Regions from separate parts of the Homo sapiens genome. Here all the other regions are linked to region 3. The links are chromatin contacts, found by Hi-C or POLR2A ChIA-PET in ENCODE. All regions are on one chromosome and are shown on one strand. The core of a region is the stretch at or near the end of the contact, and the rest is flanking DNA. Distances in the headings are between cores, read along the strand shown.

What was found. A loop is a pair of places that touch in the nucleus more often than their neighbours do. ChIA-PET counts read pairs that join two places held with the same protein, here RNA polymerase II (POLR2A). Pooled maps may share reads with other maps.
Region 1: a pooled map shows a loop between it and region 3 (6-fold over the local background). The contact joins the promoter of ZNF77 here to the promoter of KLF16 in region 3. A Hi-C loop is called at or near these places in 4 of 50 pooled maps.
Region 2: a loop to region 3 is called in a pooled map, with 17 times the contacts of the local background. The contact joins the enhancer-like site here to the promoter of KLF16 in region 3. A Hi-C loop is called at or near these places in 1 of 37 single-sample maps with no recorded cell type and 7 of 50 pooled maps. POLR2A ChIA-PET finds 5 or more read pairs at or near these places in 1 of 52 experiments (HEK293T).
Region 4: a loop to region 3 is called in a map of CD8-positive, alpha-beta T cell, with 18 times the contacts of the local background. The contact joins the promoter of NCLN here to the promoter of KLF16 in region 3. A Hi-C loop is called at or near these places in 1 of 168 maps with a recorded cell type or tissue (CD8-positive, alpha-beta T cell), 1 of 37 single-sample maps with no recorded cell type and 5 of 50 pooled maps.

What each region holds. Positions count from the first base shown.
Region 1 is chr19:2,943,706-2,946,405 of GRCh38, reverse strand. It overlaps ZNF77 (zinc finger protein 77), which reads left to right and starts at 1,435. Exons shown (of 4, transcript NM_021217.3): 1 at 1,435-1,568. The coding sequence starts at 1,566. RefSeq lists an enhancer at 1,040-1,199 and silencers at 1,270-1,519, 1,660-1,739.
Region 2 is chr19:679,628-682,327 of GRCh38, reverse strand. It overlaps FSTL3 (follistatin like 3), which reads right to left. Exons shown (of 5, transcript NM_005860.3): 3 at 1,839-2,054; 4 at 768-995; 5 at 1-678. The coding sequence ends at 620. Among named protein-coding and RNA genes, the nearest start is that of FSTL3, 4.6 kb to the right of the region's middle. RefSeq lists enhancers at 297-845, 846-1,395 and silencers at 1,216-1,315, 1,506-2,285, 2,316-2,625. Within about 2 kb of position 1,352, at least 41 of the 41 ENCODE cell types and tissues checked have a DNase peak (open chromatin) inside an H3K27ac peak, as active enhancers do.
Region 3 is chr19:1,862,251-1,864,950 of GRCh38, reverse strand. KLF16 (KLF transcription factor 16) reads left to right here and starts at 1,372. Exons shown (of 2, transcript NM_031918.4): 1 at 1,372-1,910. The coding sequence starts at 1,454. RefSeq lists silencers at 10-229, 300-1,399, 1,730-1,909, 1,960-2,129 and a promoter at 279-1,483.
Region 4 is chr19:3,184,489-3,187,188 of GRCh38, reverse strand. NCLN (nicalin) reads right to left here and starts at 1,259. Exons shown (of 15, transcript NM_020170.4): 1 at 975-1,259. The coding sequence starts at 1,158. RefSeq lists a silencer at 773-1,342 and enhancers at 1,853-1,992, 1,299-2,181.

The DNA of each region.
Region 1 (2,700 bases), core at 186-2,685, 1.1 Mb before region 3:
TTTACTGTGTCGACCTAAATAACAGGCTGTCTAAAAACGGTGGTAACAGTTCATTGCAGTGGGAATATGCGCGGCATAGCAAACTATGTGCTTATTCAGGGAGGTAAAGGAAGACAAAGGTTGTTTTTGGTTTTCATTTTTTTGAGACGGGGGTCTCTGTTGCCCAGGCTGGAGTACAATGGTGAGATCACAGCTCACTGCAGCCTCAATCCCCACGGGCTCGAGCGATCCTCCTGCTTCAGCCTATCAAGTCGTTGGGACCATAGGCGCACACTCCTTTATTCCCAGCTAATTTTTGTATTTTTTGTATATATGGGGTTTTGCCATGTTGCCCAGACTGGGACAAAGGTTTATAAAGGAAAAAAAAAATTTTAAATGAGGATTACATCATTTTTCAGAAATAATTATCCTTGTCTACAAAGATCAGTAACAAGGGTCACACCAGTCTGAGTGTCCCTGTAAAAGTATTTTTTGTTTAAGCCTGTGGTTTTTGTAGAGTCTTTTTCGTTATTAAGCATATAAATGTGAGACCTCTCTCTTCATGACCTTACGTGGTTCTGTTTGTGGGAGGGCTGCTTTTTTTTTTTTTGAGACTCAGTTTCGCTCTTGTTGCCCAGGCTGGAGTGCAGTGTCCTGATCTTGGCTCACTGCAATCTCCGCCTCCTGGGTTCAAGCGATTCTCCTGCCTCAGCCTCCGGAGTAGCTGGGATTACAGGCGCCCGCCACCGTGCCCAGCTAATTTTTGTATTTTTAGGAGAGAAGTGGTTTTCGCCATTTTGGTCAGGCTGGACTTGAACTCCTGACCTCTGATGATCCGCCGGTCTCCGCCTCTCACGGTGCTGGGATTACCGGCGTGAACCACCGCGCCCGGCCGAGAGTTTTAAGAACACAGGGAGCGCCTGGTGGGGTCCGGCCTCCTGGGGCCTCGTCGTCTGGTCTCCAGATCTCCAGGTCTCTGGACCCCAGGCGTCCGCGCCCACGCGGGACAGCACGGTGACGTCACGCACGCGGGTCCCGCCCCCACGCAGGACTCCGCCCCATGGGACTCCGTGCCCTTCCTCTCCTCCCCGCACGAGGGGCCGCTCCGAGGGGAAACTGAGTCTGGAGTTGCCGTGCAGTCAGGGAGGAGGACGCCGCGCCCTCCCTGGACTGGAGTGAGTTCTCCCAGATCCGCGGCTGCCCGGCTAGAGGGTCAGCCACGCGTGTTCTCGACGAGCCCGTCACTGAGGAGAGAATTATCCAATCAGGACAGGCAGGGGCGGGGCCTAGGGAACTGTCCAATCAGAGACGTTAATCCGAAGCGGAGCCCTGCCCAATCAAGGGCGCTAGGGGGACGGACTGGAGAATTCTCCAATCAGGGGTGCGGAGTCGACAGCACTGTCCAATCAGAGTCTCCACTTCCCGAGATCTGTCCAATCAGACCCCGAGGACGGTAAGCCGAGTTCCCCTCTGCCTTGCGCGCTTCCCCGCCTACCCCGAGCGGCTCAGGTGTCCTGTCGTGCTCACCTGCGCCGGTCGCTGGACCGCGGGGCGCTAACCCTGGAGAGCCCAGGAGCGGGCGGGACATGGTGAGTGCCGGGCGGGAGCCGAGCCCGGGCCCAGGGCGAGGTGGGGCGGCAGGAACCGGCTTCCGCCCGAGTTCGCAGCCGGAGAAAGCTGAGGGACGCGCGGGGCGGCGCACGACGAGCGCCTGGGCCCCGGGGACGTGGTCACAGCGGCCGAGGGGTAGGGCTGGGGGCAGTCTGGGGTGACAGCAAAAGCGGTCAGGGGCTCGAGGGGTAGTTTCTGGGGACAGTACAGGTCAGGAGTTTGGGGAGAGCTTGTGGGGACAGCAGAGGTGGTCAGGGGCTTGAGGCAATTTAAGTGGACAGTAGAGGTTTAAGGGGCACAGGGGCAGTTTGCGGGAACAGACACGGTCAGGGGCTCGGCGGCAGTTTGGGGGTTCAGTGGAAGGGAGTCAGGCTCAAGGGCAGATTAGGGGGCCAATAGCAGCGGTCAGGAACTCGGGGACAGTTTGAGGGGGCCGTAGAGGCGGTCATGGGTTTGAAGGGGCAGTTTTGGGGGACAGGTGATCAGGGGCTCGAAGGCAGTTTAGGGGGACAGTAGCTGCAGTCGGGAGTTTGGGGGCAGCTCGAGGGGACAGCAGAAGCAGTCAGGGGCTCAGGGGCACTTTAAGGGGGGCAGTAGAGGCGATCAGGGGCTTGAGGGAAGTTTGGGGGGACAGTAAAGGGAGTCGGGCTCGAGGGATGTGTTGGGGGACAGTAGAGGCAGTCAGGGGATCGGGGAGAGTGGGAGGAGAGGGCAGGAGCCGTCAGGGGCTTGGTGGTCAGTTTGGGAAGGTCTGCCAAGGAGGAGGTGGTGCCCTGTCCTGGAGCCTGTCAAATAATAAAATCCTGGGCCGGGCGCGGTGGCTCACGCCTGTAATCCCAGCACTTTGGGAGGCCGAGGCGGGCGGATCACCTGAGGTCAGGAGTTCCAGACCAGCCTGGACAACATGGCGAAATCCCGTCTCTACTAAAAATACAAAAATTAGCCCGGCGTGGTGGCGGGCGCCTGCAATCCCAGCTACCAGGGAGGCTGAGACAGGAGAATGGCGTGAACCTGGGAGGTGGAGCTTGCAGTGAGCCGACATGGCGCCGCTGCACTCCAGCCTGGCGACAGAGAAAGACTCCGTCTCAAAAACAAAAACCAAAAAAAAAA
Region 2 (2,700 bases), core at 103-2,602, 1.2 Mb after region 3:
CCATACACACCCAGGCTAGACCCTCCATACTCACCCAGGCTAGACCCTCCATACTCACCCAGGCTAGATCCTCCATACACACCCAGGCTAGACCCTCCGTACTCACCCAGGCTAGACCCTCCGTACTCACCCAGGCTAGACCCTCCGTACTCACCCAGGCTAGACCCTCCGTACACACCCAGGCTAGACCCTCCGTACACACCCAGACTAGAGGCTTGGGGCTGAGAAAAGCAGTCATGCCTCTTCAGGAATTACCAGCAGAGAATGCCCAGCCCTCTTGATAGTAGCAATAATTAATAGGTTTATCCCCAAAGGAGCGGAAGTGTGGAATCCTCCCCGGCAATAGGTCTTAGGGTAGGGGCTGGGGCATCCTAGAGAAGGGCCCTAAATCAGGCGCTCAGTGTCCGGAACGCAGGTCTATCCCACCCACCAGCCGGCCCCCAGGCCTCCCTTCCTCAGTCCTTCCAGGATATCGTCAGGGAGGTTCTGGGATCCCCAAGTGGTCCGAATCCGGGCTCTAAGGAGTGTCCGTGGCATATAAATTAGACTCTGCTGTGGCAATAAATAACAGGGGATGATGGGGGGCCTCGGGCACCAGGCCCAGGCCTGTCCTGCAGGCTCACACGAAGTTCTCTTCCTCTTCTGCAGACTCACCACCTGGCGGCTCCTCAGGGGTGCCTGCAAGGGTCGATAAGAGCATTGAGGGCGCAGGGCAGGGGGTTCTCCGGCCCCCAGGACAGGCCTGTGCCCCCGCCCTGCGTCTGCACCTGCGCAGCTGCCCGCGTGGCGCACGCCGATGGAGCGGCCCAGGAAGCAGGTGGCCTGGCGCATGTGGCACGAGGAGATGTAGGTGACGTTGTTGTTGCCGCAAAGCTCCTGGCCGGGGCTGGAGGGCACAGGGCAGGGCGCCGCTCGACACACCACGCAGTGGGCGCTGCCCGTCTGGTCCACGACGCACGACTGTGGCCGCGGGCACACCACGTGCTCACAGGACTCTGCAGGCCGGGTGCCAGGGGAAGTTCAGGGGACATCTCGCTGAGAACCCCGCAGGGCTCTTGGCCCCAAGACCCACCCTTAACCCCCAAGATGCGAAAACCCTCTGGTAGGAGACACAAGCACCCCCCCGCCCCCCGTGAGCCCCCCTCTCCATTCCACCCCTCAGGCTCCACCCACAAGCCCTGCCCTTCCCATTGTACCCAGGAGCCACACCTCTTTCGTGAGCTCCTGCCCCTTATGCTACCCAAAGCCCCGCCCCTCCGCGACTGCGGGGCCGCCCACCCAAACTCCACCCACAAATCCCCGCCCATCTCCACCCAGGAACCACGCCCCAGCCAAGAGCCCCGCCCCTTACATGACCCAGTCTCACCCCCCTGGTTCCATCATGCCCCTCTGGTTACACCCACAAGCCCCTCTCTGAGTCACGCTCCCGCTCTGACCATGCCACATACCTCTTGCCCAGTGTGAGCCCCCAGAGGCCCACTATTTTCCAAATCCCAACCCTACAAAAGACCCTACCCCGTGATACTCCCTCGGAAGTATAAAGACGCCCTTACTCAGGCCCCACCGCCACCCATGTGACCTGTCCTGGGCTGGAGGCCCCGCCCCTACGCACTGCGGCAGCGGCCCCGCCCCTCCAGCAGGCCCCGCCCCTCCAGCAGGCCCCGCCCCCGCAGGCCTGGCCCTCACGCATTGCGGTAGCAGCCCCGATACGTCACGCTCAGGTCCGGGTGGTCCCGCCCCAGGCCCCGCCCCCGCCTACTGCGGCAGCAGCCTCGATACATGACGCGCAGGTCCGGTAGGTCCCGCCCCGCCCCTCCACAGACCACGCCCCCACGTACTGCGGCAGCGGCCCCGGTACATGACGCTCAGGTCCGGGTGGCCGCGGCAGCGCGCGGCGCGCAGCTCGCACTCGTCGCGGTAGGTGGCGCCGTCTGAGCCGCAGACCTGCAGCCGCGCCGGGAGCCCCGAGCAGTCGGGCGCGCACTCGCAGCGCGGGCGGCCCCCCAGCATGCGGCACGCCTTGCCCGGGCCGCACTCCACGCCGTCGCACGAATCTGCGGACAGAGGACACGCGCGTGGGGCCGGGCGCGGGAGGGTCCCGGGCGTGGGGCCGCGCGAAGGCCTCGGGGCCCCTCCCTGCGCCCCTTCTGCAGGGCGGAGGCGGGGGCGCCGTCCCAGGTCAGGGTCAGTCGGAGTCGGGGCCCTCGGGTTCCCAGGGGCAGGGCTCAGGGTCCGGGCGCGGGACCGGTGGGGCCGAGGTCCGCGCTGCGCCTGCGCTGGGGGGCGGGGGCTGGGCTCGGTGCGCGCGGGCCGGGGCGGGGGGGGGTCTCTGCCCGGAATCGGGGTCCAGCGGAGCTACGCAGCCCCGGGCCGCTCCTCCTTGCAGCTGGCTGACGTCTGCTCCCGATGCACGCGCTCTTCTGGGAAGGCCGGAGGGGCCCCAGCTGCGTCAGCCTGGGGTGTTCCGCCCTTGCCAGGCGCGAGTCTGGGGCTGCCAGGACCTTCCCCCAGGAGGCGTCGGGGAGGGCGGGGCGCTGGACGGCCCTCCTGGCCTGGGGAGCGATTCCAGGGGAGGGGGCCCCCCACAGCCCTAGGCCTCTGAACCAGGAGCTGCCCCGCAGCCCCGCTGCTCAGACAGGGATATTGAGGTCCTGCTAGGGAAGCTCTCTCTGGGGTCCCCGCCCCCGCTTTCAATGTGAA
Region 3 (2,700 bases), core at 123-2,622:
AGGAGGTCGCCGCAGGCCAAAGCAGCTCCGCCCCCTGGAGGCAGCTCCGGCCACTGCGCAGTCCCCGCCGCCCCGCCGGAGCTGGGAAGGGGCGGGAGCGCGGTCGCGACCGAGGGGGGCCGCCCAGTTTCTGTGCCCCCGCCGCCTTGGGCCTGCGAACTGGGCCATCCGCGTCCCTGGTGTCCCCCCTAATATTTAACAAGTTGGCCTGGACGTCCTCGCGGCCGGGAGGCCCGAATACCTGGCCTCAGTTTTCCCGTCCGAACCCCAAGAATCGATGCCTGGGAATGGAAAGAGAAGCCCCGGACCCCGGTGTCCCAGCAGGGCGGGGAACCTCTGACCCGCTCAGGCGCCCCCAGCCCAGCCCAGCCCTTTGCGTTCGGCCCCCTCTTCCCGTCCCCCTATCCCGACCCTCTGGGACCCAACCGGCCCTCCCCACCCCCAGTGGGGCGCGCTCTAGTAGCTCCGGAACTGGGTGCAAAAAGAGGAACGAACGCAGCCTTGCCCCACCCTCCCGGGCCCCGCCGCGGGCGCGGGATACCGGGTGTCTCGGCCGGGAGGCTCCGAGGGGCTCTGTGAGCGGCGAGGGGGAACCCCAGAGAAGAGGACGAGCAGATGCCTGAGTGCGGGGTCAAAGCAGGGCCCCAGGCCGGGAGAAGAGGGGGGAAGGGTCGCGCACGTGGCCTGGGGGCGGGGCCGGCCGCTTCCGCACCCCTCCAACCCCGGCCACGTGGGGATCGGAGCCCTCCTCCATCGCGAACGGGGGCGCGCCCGGGGCCAGGAGGGAAGCATCCGGGGAGGGGGCGGGCTCCCGCCGGCCGCGCGCCCCGGCGTGGGGTGGGCGCGCCAGCGAGGAGGCGGGGCGCGCTCTGGGAGGGAGGGGCGTGCCGGGATGGGGCGGGGCGCGCTCTCGGAAGGAGGGGCGTGCCGGAGAGGGGGCGGGGTCCTCGGCCTCCCGCCCCGGCTTGAGGGGGTGGTGCTCCGGGAAAGGGTACGGGGGCGCGCGCTGGAGTGGGGCGCGCCGGGAGGGGGCGGGGCTCCCGGCCTTGCACCCTAGCGCGGAGAAGGCGCGCTCCGGGCCTAAGACGCTAGGCGCTGGCGGAGGCCGGAGTGGGCGCGCCGGGGGGCGGGTTCCTCCGGCCCGAGCCCCGCCCCCGGCGGCCGCGCGCGGCTCGGAGAGTGGTGGAGGGCGCGCCGGGCGGGGGGCGTGGCTGCGGCGCCCCGAGGGGGCGTCCTCCGGGCGGGGCGGGCTGTGGCCGCCCCCGCGGGCTCCGGTGCGTCAGGACGCGTCAGGCGGGGCGGGGCAGGCCGAGCGCGGGCGTCGGCGGCGGCGCGCGCCGGGCCTCCTCCTCCTCCTCCTCCGCCTCCCGCACTCGAGCAGCCGCCGCCGGCCGGACGGACGCCGCTCCCGCCGCCTCCGCTCCGCCCGCCGCGCCGCGCGCCCTTGCTCGGCATGTCGGCGGCCGTGGCGTGCGTGGATTACTTCGCCGCCGACGTGCTCATGGCCATCTCTTCGGGCGCCGTGGTGCACCGCGGGCGGCCCGGCCCCGAGGGCGCGGGCCCCGCCGCCGGCCTGGATGTGCGCGCGGCGCGCCGCGAGGCCGCCTCACCCGGGACCCCGGGGCCACCCCCGCCGCCCCCCGCCGCTTCTGGCCCGGGCCCCGGCGCCGCCGCGGCGCCCCACCTGCTGGCCGCCAGCATCCTGGCCGACCTGCGCGGCGGACCCGGAGCCGCCCCGGGGGGCGCCTCGCCCGCCTCCTCCTCCTCAGCCGCCTCGTCCCCGTCCTCGGGCCGCGCCCCCGGCGCCGCGCCCTCCGCCGCCGCCAAGAGCCACCGCTGTCCCTTCCCGGACTGCGCCAAAGCCTACTACAAGTCCTCGCACCTAAAGTCGCACCTGCGGACGCACACAGGTGAGTGCAGCCGCGATCCCGGCCCTTGCGGGGGCGGCCGCCTGAGACCCCTCCCCCGCCAGGACCCCGAAACTGCGTGGCGCGTGGGGGGCGGGGAGGGGGGCGCGCCCGGGCCGCCGCCGCGCCGGCCGGCAGGGCGGGGCCTCGGTGGGTGGGGCGCGCGCGGGGGGCGTGGCGGCCACGCGGTCGGGCGGCGAGCGGATGGCCGCCCCGGCGGCAGTGGCGGGGGCTCCGGGGGCCCAGCGAGGTCTGCGGGCGGGATTGAGACTCCTGGGCAGACCACCTCTCTCCCTTTCTGGGCCTTGTTCCGTTTTTTTTTTTTTCTTTTGCGTTCTGGTCTGGGCGGTGGGCACCGTGGTTGGAGCATCCGGCTCTGGGGTTCTGGGTTCTCCCCCTCCCCCAGCCTCAGTTTCCTTATCTGTGAAAATGGAGGAGGAACCGCGTCGCCGCCGCCGGGGTGGCCGCGCGGATTCTCCCCAGAGGTCGGCAGAGCACCTGGCGTGGGGCCAGGATGGGGGGAGCCCGGCACGTTTTCTCTGCGTTCTCTGTATTTTAACGAGGGGGAGGGCGAGGCTAGGAGCGCGGGTTGGGGCCTGAGTCTGGGCGGGGGAACTTCATAGTATTGGAGGACCCTCGAGGGGCTCGGGTCCACACTGCTGTATTTCCCTGGCGTGTTTGTTCACCCCTACCTGGCGGGCGATTCGGGAAGGTGCGCGTAGTTGGAGCGCTTCGGCTACACCAACGCCCCTCCTAGCGCAGTCCCCGGGGCGGCGAGGGGAACCGGGAGCCT
Region 4 (2,700 bases), core at 10-2,509, 1.3 Mb before region 3:
GACTTGCAGAATGCAAGGGCAAGGGGGTGCGAATTTGGAAAGGGAAGAGGAAATCCTGGAAAGATGGAACAAGTGGGGTTCTGGGAAGTGGGTGTGAGGAGGCTGAGCTGAGGGCGTGGGTATGCATCAAAGGCGGGACAGAAAGGGGGTCAAAGGGAACCCCAGGCGAGTGGACTGAACTGGGGACGTGGGAGGAGACCAGGGAAGCTGGGCTAGCAGATTCTGAAACATGACTCACGAACTGGGACCAGAGAGCGTCAGGGGTCTGGGGACAAATGTGCCCTTGACGTGGGGGCCGGTGACTAGAGCGAGAAAATTCAGGGGAGTTGAATTTGGGCACTGGACAAAATGCACTTGGCACCCAGGGCCGTGGGAGGGGGTGGGGAATGCTGGACCACCGCGTCGGGTGGCTCAGCCTGGCAGAAATCAGTGCAGGGACCTTTAACTCCAAACGCAGTCAGCTAAAGGCGAGAGGCCTGGGAACACGGACGTGACCCAGTGAATCCAGAGACCAACCAGATGGTCTCCAGAACAGGACCCTGGGAGCTGGAGGTCAGGACGGGAGCGTCTGCTCAAGTGAGCCCGGACCAGGAAGCCTAAGGGGCGGAGGGGGCCCAGGAGGGAGAAACTCGGCAAGGCAGGCAGACGCCGGCCCAGCTGGGGACAGGAGAGAGGGGACTTAGGGCTCCAGGGACGCGGGACGCTTGGCCCGGCCATGGGTTCCGGGGCAGGGAGACCTAGGCAGGGGCCGGGGGCTGTGGGAGCGAGCGCGGGGGGTCCCTGGGCGCTAGGCAAGGAGAGCAGGGATTCCAGGGCGCCCGGGGGTCCAGGGCGGCAGGGCTCTGCCTCGCCTGGGGCCTGAGCATGGGTCGGGCAGCCCAGGCCGGAGCTAGGGATCGGCCTGGGGATCGCCGGGCCGGAGTGGCGTGGCCGGGGAGCCCGGGGAGCCCCGAGGGTGGGCCGGGGACACGCACCGTAGGGCTGGCCCTGCAGGTCGTACTGCTGCATGCGGTACACGGTGAACTCGTGCGCGGCGTCGGCGGCAGGCAGCGGCGGCGCCACCAGCAGCAGCACAGCGGGCAGGAAGACGATGAAGCCGAGCGGCAGACAAGACGCCTTCAGCATGTTCTCCAGCACCTCGCCCGCTTCCTCCAGCATCCTGGCCGGCGGCGGGGCCGCGCGGGGCGGCAGCTGGGACGGGACGGCGGCGGCGGCGGCTCCCGCGGACTCACCTCGGCATGGGTAGCCGCCGGGGTCCTGCGGGCGCCGCGCGGGGCAGCCCGCACTCGCCCTGAGGTCCTGTGGGCACCGCGGCGAACCGCCCCGCCAGCCGCGCTGCCTGTCGGGAATTGTAGTCCGTCCGTCCGGCGCTCGCGGAGCCCTGTGGGAGTTGTAGGCCCACTCTGGAACTCCCGGAAGGTGCGGCAGGCTGTTCGGCTAATACCGTTGAGGTTTCACATAAACTCCAAGTCATAAAATGCAATAAAATGCTTTAAAAAACTATTTCGCGATATCACTTTCTTAACCTTGTCTTTGGCGTTGGGGGAGCTAGGGTGAGGGGCGAAAGGTGGGGACAGGACGTGACCTTGCGACCTGGAAGGAAGTTGGGGATAAAGAGAAAAGGAAGTGCCTGCCTGGCGCGCTAGGTCTTCTGGGAGTTGTAGTCCCGTCAAACACACAAAGGGTCACGGGAACTGTAGTCGTCCTGGCAGAAATTGCTGAGAAAAACAAAAATCACTTAAAACTCCCGAGGATGTAGATGTCAAACTCCACGAAGGCAAAAACTTTTGTCTGTTTTGTGCATATGATGTATCCCCGGCATCTAGCACAAGACCTGGCGCACGGCGGGTGGCCTATACCATTTTTGAATGAATGAATGAAAAATAGAAAGTCATGATAGTCAGTTCCTAAGGGAGGCCGCAGTGGGTTGTGGGACTTGTAGTCTGGAACCTGCGGTTTGTGCAGGGGTCGGTGGCAGGTATTTATATTTATCTTTATTCATATTTGGGGCATACTTATACTAAAAAAGTATTTGTTGTTCATCAGAAATTTAAAGTTAAAACCCAGTGTCTCAGGGCTGGAGGTACCTAAGGAACGTCCCTTTGTACAGATGGGGAGACTGAGCCCCAGGGTGCAGCAGACAGTAGCCCTGGCTCTCAGCACGTTATCATCCCAGGCTCCGTACAGCTGCCTAAGGAGTCAGGGCTTCCTTTCTGTCCCAAGTGAGAAGTGGCATTGGTGCCGATTAAGAGCCTGGGCTCAAATCCCAACTCCTCCATTTCCCAGCTGTGTGGCTTTGGGCAAGTCGCTTCACCTCTCAGAGTCTCAGTTTCCTCAGATATAATGATAAAGAATCAAGCACTCTCCCTGCCAGCAGCATGTGAGAATTCTGTTTGTTTGTTTGTTTGTTTGTTTGTTTTTGAGATGTAGTCTCTGTCACCTAGGCTGGAGTGCAGTGGCTTGATCTCAGCTCACCGCAACCTCCACCTCCTGGGTTCAAGCAATTCCTGTGTCTCAGCCTCCTGAGTAGCTGTAAATTACAGGCGTGAGCTACCGCGCCCGGCTAGAAAGGGAGTTTCTGAGTGTGCTGCTGGGTCACTGAGCACCTACTGTGTGCCAGCCGTGTGGTGGGTGCTGGGGACACAGCCGGGACCCCAGCAAAGCCACACTATCCACCGACACGGAGCTCGAAGTCCAAAG